2 separate regions of the Mus musculus genome follow, and region 2 is linked to region 1. The links are chromatin loops, found by intact Hi-C in ENCODE. Cell type or tissue: heart. All regions are shown on one strand. Each heading gives the region's core, and the rest is flanking DNA. Links, peaks and the distances in the headings are about the cores only. Region 1 overlaps Zfp148 (zinc finger protein 148). Region 2 overlaps Zfp148 (zinc finger protein 148).

Region 1 (2,914 bases), core at 89-2,588:
GGCCTTATGTGAGTGTGAGTGCAGTGCATATGCGTGTGACAGAGAACAACTTGCAGGTGGCAGTTCCCTCCTTCTACCATGTGTGTCCTGAATCAAACTCAAGACAGTCAGACTTGGCGGCAAGTGCCTTTACCCACTGAGCCATCTCATTAGCCTGTGACTGATAGTTTTAGAAAGGTCCTTGCATGCTTCCTGGATTTAAAGATGTGGTGATAGTTTCTAAGAGATGATTTTTCTCAGCATCAGAATCTTTTTAAAGGTTCAGTTCTATAGAAAACAATTTCCCCATAATACAGCCATATTCTGGTAAATCCAGATAAATGAATTACTAGTATACTCTTTTTCTAATGTTCTACTTTCTTCCCTCATGTTCTCATTAGCATTATGTTTGATTTCCTATTTTCATCTTCAAAGGTAGTTAGTTCTTCCACAAGCCAAGGCAACATGGAGAAGAGAGTATGACATCCACTTGCTGCTGTTTCAGAAATGTTTCTTCCTCATTTAAAAATCACCCTGTCTTAATCTCAGCTGCTTTCTACGGCCAATGATGCATACTAACTGCTGGGAGATAACCATGGAGTTCATAATCGGTGTGTGGAATATGGTCTTCTTCAAGAGCCCAGCACATTTCTGAACAACTAGCCTGTATTCACATCTCCTAAAGGGCTCTAATAATAATCCATGTCCTTTCTTTAGCTCTAGTCAAGAGATCAGGTACTCAAGTTCTTTGTTAAATGACAAACTTTGTTAAATTCCATACTGCAGAATAGAAGTAACTAAAACCACACTGCTCTTTCTCAGTGGAGTACTAAATGGCACGAAAAACCTAGAAATTGTTTATACTACGTGATTACAACTAACACAGGGCATGGGGGCAGGGGTACAACCACTGACATAAATACACCGAGACTGTACTACATTCACACAGGCATCACAGGCTTCTAACAACTTTAGCTATCTGTAATACAGAACAAAGACAGATTTAAAGAGGCAAAACAGTGATGCTGAGTAGCTCACAGGCACAGTGATGTAAGAGTGAGTGGCCTGTCCTTAAGGAATGAGACAGTGAAGCAATCACCAGCAGTTGAGAGAACGCTTCCAAGTCTATGCTGTCGTCACCACAGTGAGGGGAAAGAACAGTCCTCTCATGGGGCTGTTTTACAAGACATATGACTTTTAAGGGTTTATAACATCAGCACAAAGACAGCAAAAGGTGATTTATGGCTAAGTGGACTACTTTGATTAAAATGAAATAATCTTTGGGCTGGGGGTATAGAGTTTAACAGTACAGTGTTTTTCTTGCATGCATGAAGCTCTAGGGTTTTCTCCCTCACCCAAAGGAGAAATTTGGCATTTGAAAGAAACAAGCGTCTACAATTTTCCTCTATTTTCATAAGTAGATTCTTTCACAATAGAGAAAATACCTTAACCTAGATAATACCCCCAACTCAGTGACAAAGCATCCTTGCCTACTTTAAGATGACAAAGATTCTGAAGTGTCTGTCAGCAGCTGATGCTGGCAGAGCAATGTGGTACTCCTCACTACCATGGCTAACATTGCGGTCCTCCCGACTGTGACGGTGACCTGGTTAGCATGACATGAGTTCTGATGTGCTCAACACAGTTCCATCACAGTATGTCAGCTGCATTTCCTATATAGATCTCATCCGACACAGCAGCATATAGGAAAGACACTGATAGTGGGCAAAGACTAAGGTTTGAAAAATGTCTTTGCAAAGAGTAGCCTTCCAAAGATATTGAATTCTAGTTCTCACACCCATCTACTACGTATTATTCCTAAACCTTCCACTCTCTGACAACTTTCCCCAAAGTCTTATACACTGTCATAACATATATTACACCTAGAATTCTGAGAAACTTAAAACTGAAAAAGAAAACCCTCAATCAACACATTGGTTTATAAACTATAAATCCAGATAAACTTATCTTCGATGAAAATGGCAGAATAAGTTACTTCAATGAAATATCTGAATATGGCACTAACACATATCTGAGGAGGTGTAACAGAACCCAGCTTATGCCTAAAGTCCTAACATTTCAGACATAAGAAACCACTCATCTGGGGAACTTAAGATCAATGTTAAAACTAGTCACACTTTTCTCTGTCCACTCTGTAACATGCAAGAACAATTTGTATAGGTTTTTGTTGCTGTTTCTCTGTATAGCCCTGGCTGTCCTGGAGCTCACTTTGTAGACCAGGCTGGCCTTGAACTCAGAAATCCTCCTGCCTCTGCCTCCCAAGTACTGGGATTAAAGGCGTGCGCCACCATTGCCCGGCTTTCTTATTCTTTTTTTAAGACTGGGTCTCTCAGGGATAGAGTGTTAAGAGCATTAACTGCTCTTCCAGAGGTCCTGAGTTCGATTCCCAGCAACCACATGGTGGCTCACAGCCATCTGTAATGGGATCTGATGTCCTCTTCTGGTGTATCTGAAGAAAGCTAAGTATATTCATGTAAATAAAATAAATCTTAAAAACAAAACAACAACAACAAAAAGTCCACTGTATAACTCTGGTTGTTCTGGAATTCACTCTGTACATCAGGTTGGCTTTGACAAACAAGAGATCTACTTGTTTCTGCCTCCCAAGTGCTGAGATTAGAGGAATACACCACCATACCCTGCTGGGAACAATTTTAACAATTTTTAAAGTAACTATTTTTGTTATTTTCATTTGTGTCTGCTCTGTACTTTATTGTTCTAAGAAACAGTCCTTCCATTCATTCGGCCTGGAACTCCTCTCATTCGGCCACTACAATAATTGGGACAAATTACCGTAGCGATGCTTTTAAATTAGACATCCTCAAAAAACTGACTTAGACAAGACTCCAGTCATCTTCTACAGGACACTAATCATCTAGACTTCAGTGAGAATTTCAGAGGCAGGCTGGTGAGT
Region 2 (2,914 bases), core at 323-2,822, 61 kb after region 1:
ATTATATATGAATATAATATGTATACATCCAATTTATGTTACATCCAACTCCACTCCTAAAATTCCAAAATAATTTTTCCAATAAAGTAAGCAAATTAAAATATAGCTAGGCAGTGGTGACACAGGTCTTAAACCCCAGCACTAAGGAGGCAGAGTTGAGATCAGCCTGGTCTACACAGCAAGTTCCAGAACAGCCAAGGCTACAGAGAAACCCAATCTCCAAAACAAAACAAAAAGGCCACTAACCAAATAGTTTAAGAGCACATCAAGTTGTTGGAGAGAGAGTGGAGACATGGTTCCACAGGTAAGAACAGCTGCCGCTCTACCAGAAGACCCAGGTTCAATCCCCAACACCCACATGGCAGCTCGCAATCAGCTATAACTCCAGTTCCAGAGGGTCTGACACCCTGGCCTCTGGTACACATTCATGCAGGCAAAACGCCCATACACATATAAAATTTAAACTTGGTATTGTTCAAAGCTGTGGGAGAGAGTCATAAACATTTCTATCTGTGCCTTGTTAAGCATCCCCCATAAGGAGGGCCAAAGGTTTTCCTGTTTTTCTTGTTTGGAGACAGTCTGGCTATCAAGCCTACACTTACCTAGAAGTGGTGATCCTCCTGCTCAAGCCCCCTGAGTTCTAGCACCACGGCCCTGTGTAATGGCCAGGCAGGAAGGTTTTTAACTGAGATTACTATTAACATAATTCCTTTTCTCCTTGGCATTTCTGAAAAGGCTAAGCTTTCAAGTTACTTGTAACCACTGAAAATATCCACATGAAAAACACATCCACCCAGTTAAATGCCAAGTATCTCCATCGATCTATTTAATCAAATTCAAATGCAGCACAAATCCCATAAAAGGAATCAACACTGAGGAATATTCAAGCCTTTGTTGTTTTTTCAAAGGCCAAAGAAATTCCATGCAAATAAATTACTCTTAAGTTTATACATTTCAACAATAAACTAAACATTGCCACATTCATTTTTCTTAGCTTTTTAATGCTTACTATAAAACCAATTCGGCCATATTTCCCTCCAAACAAATAAATAGCCAGTTTCATTAGTCTATTCTTGGATAGGTCAGCAGACTGGGAAGAAGAGACCCGGTCTATTCCCAGCTGTGAACACACTGGTAATCTCAAACACTATGCACTCACTCACGGGGAGGTTCTACACTCATACCATGCTGATAATGCTATCCAGAAATTCAGAAAAACTGAGGTCTGCCTCGGACACCCAAAAGGCAATTGCTAACATATTTTTAGATTTATGAGTTCTAAAATCCTGTATAACTTATTTAAAATAACATTTAACACACTTGAAATTTCAAATCTATGTAGTGCTTTTACCATTGTTCACCACAAATTAGTAAGTCTTTTTAAAATCATGCCTAATTTTTTTAAGTTTTAAATGAGAAACTGAACAAGGCATAATCATTACATAAAAGACAAACAAACGCAGGAGTGGAGGGCTTCCAATATGTATTCCCTAACTTTAATTTTGAGTCTATTATATATGCAGCCATTCTCTGTCACTGTAAAAAAGTACTTTGCTGTGTGGAGAACAAAGTTTGCTTCACAGTCTACCCCTGGAAAGCCCTCGGGAGAGTTCTCACCACTAACCTCGCAGGTTTTACCAGCACAACCAACATAAGGACTGTGGCACACTCTCTGCATAAGTCTACGTTTTAAACAAAGTTGTCTTGTAGACCAAGTTCTAGCCTGACCTTCTCACGAACCATAAAGCTGTAAGCACAGGGCAGCGAACAGGAGGAGTAGCAGCCCCTGGCCCCCAGCGGCCCCACTGGAACAGACACTGTACCGGGGCACCCTGGCAGTCTGGGCCAGCGCGCACCGCCGATCCGGAAGCAGCAGCGAGGCCTCGGGCGCACGCGCTGCACACAAAAGGCTCCGCCTCCCGGCTCTCTCACTCCCTCGATCTACGCCAAGGGGCCTTCCTTGGCCGCAGGCGCGTGGGTCCCGCAGGCCCAAAGCTCGGTTTGCCTTGGCCGGTCCGCTCTGTTAGGCCAGGCTCCCCAACCTGTCCAGAGCTCCAACCCAAGAAACTTTAGGACTCCCTATTCCTGGGTGTCTAAAATGAAAAATGTGTGGCTTCAGGAACTTTGGTAAAAACCTGCACCCTTAGAAACTGAGCTGTCATCAGGAGGTACCAGGCACCTGGCAGAACACTGCCTTAAATAGGAAGAAACCTTCCAATAACTTCATTCCTCCCTCTTCCTCTCACTTCTCTATCCCTTCACTTTCTCATTTCAGTCTTCCCTCCCTCTGGTTTCAACATAAGAACTGTATTTTTTCCTCAAGGAATTTTTCTGCAGCCCATCTTTCCACTTATTTTTTTGAAATTTACCTGACAAGTTTCCTTTAAAAATTTCACCAAATTTAACTTTTATATTTTGTACCAGCTCCTGCCAAATAATCATAGACTCTCCACGTTGTTCCATCATCCTCTCAAAGTTATTATTTCACATTCTGTGAAACTATTCCAGGAGTCTTTTTTATAACTCCATTTCCTAGGTCTGGCCCAGCCCTTGTTTCTCCTTTTTACAGTACCCGGGCTAGACTCCAACCTCCAGCAGGAATGCGAGACAAGTACTCCACCTCTGAGTTGTATCTCCAATCACTTTATCTCCAATCCTGCCCTCAACAACTTAACATAAATCTCTAAAAATGCTTTCTAAACTAGTGACAGTGGCATGCACTTTTAATCCCAGCACTAGGAAAGCAGAGAGGCAAGCGGATTTCTGTGAGTGCAAGGCTCCACAGGCAAGAACTTGTAAGAAGTCCTCTGAACCACTCATCCCCCAAACCCACAGCAATGTGGGGTCAGTTACCCTCTAACCTCAATATGCAACGCACACATATGCTAATAAATACTTTCTAAAAAAATTAAAT

What was found. Hi-C counts contacts between places; a loop is a spot of excess contacts. Peaks named below come from ENCODE experiments on the same cell type or tissue, not always from the same donor. Only the 100,000 strongest peaks of a DNase experiment are listed, where the experiment ranks them.
Region 2: it touches region 1 in a loop (2.1-fold over the local background); 2 of 42 quality-filtered maps call a loop at or near these places.

The regions. Positions count from the first base shown.
Region 1 is chr16:33,459,779-33,462,692 of GRCm38, reverse strand. All of the region lies in intron 5 of Zfp148 (zinc finger protein 148), which reads right to left. Among named protein-coding and RNA genes, the nearest start is that of Slc12a8, 57 kb to the left of the region's middle. In heart, for the core only: no CTCF peak of the experiment used is centred there; a DNase peak (open chromatin) is centred at 1,082.
Region 2 is chr16:33,399,373-33,402,286 of GRCm38, reverse strand. All of the region lies in intron 1 of Zfp148 (zinc finger protein 148), which reads right to left. Among named protein-coding and RNA genes, the nearest start is that of Zfp148, 20 kb to the right of the region's middle. In heart, for the core only: a CTCF peak has its summit at 1,793; a DNase peak (open chromatin) is centred at 1,896; H3K4me3 peaks cover 1,284 bases; H3K27ac peaks cover 1,015 bases.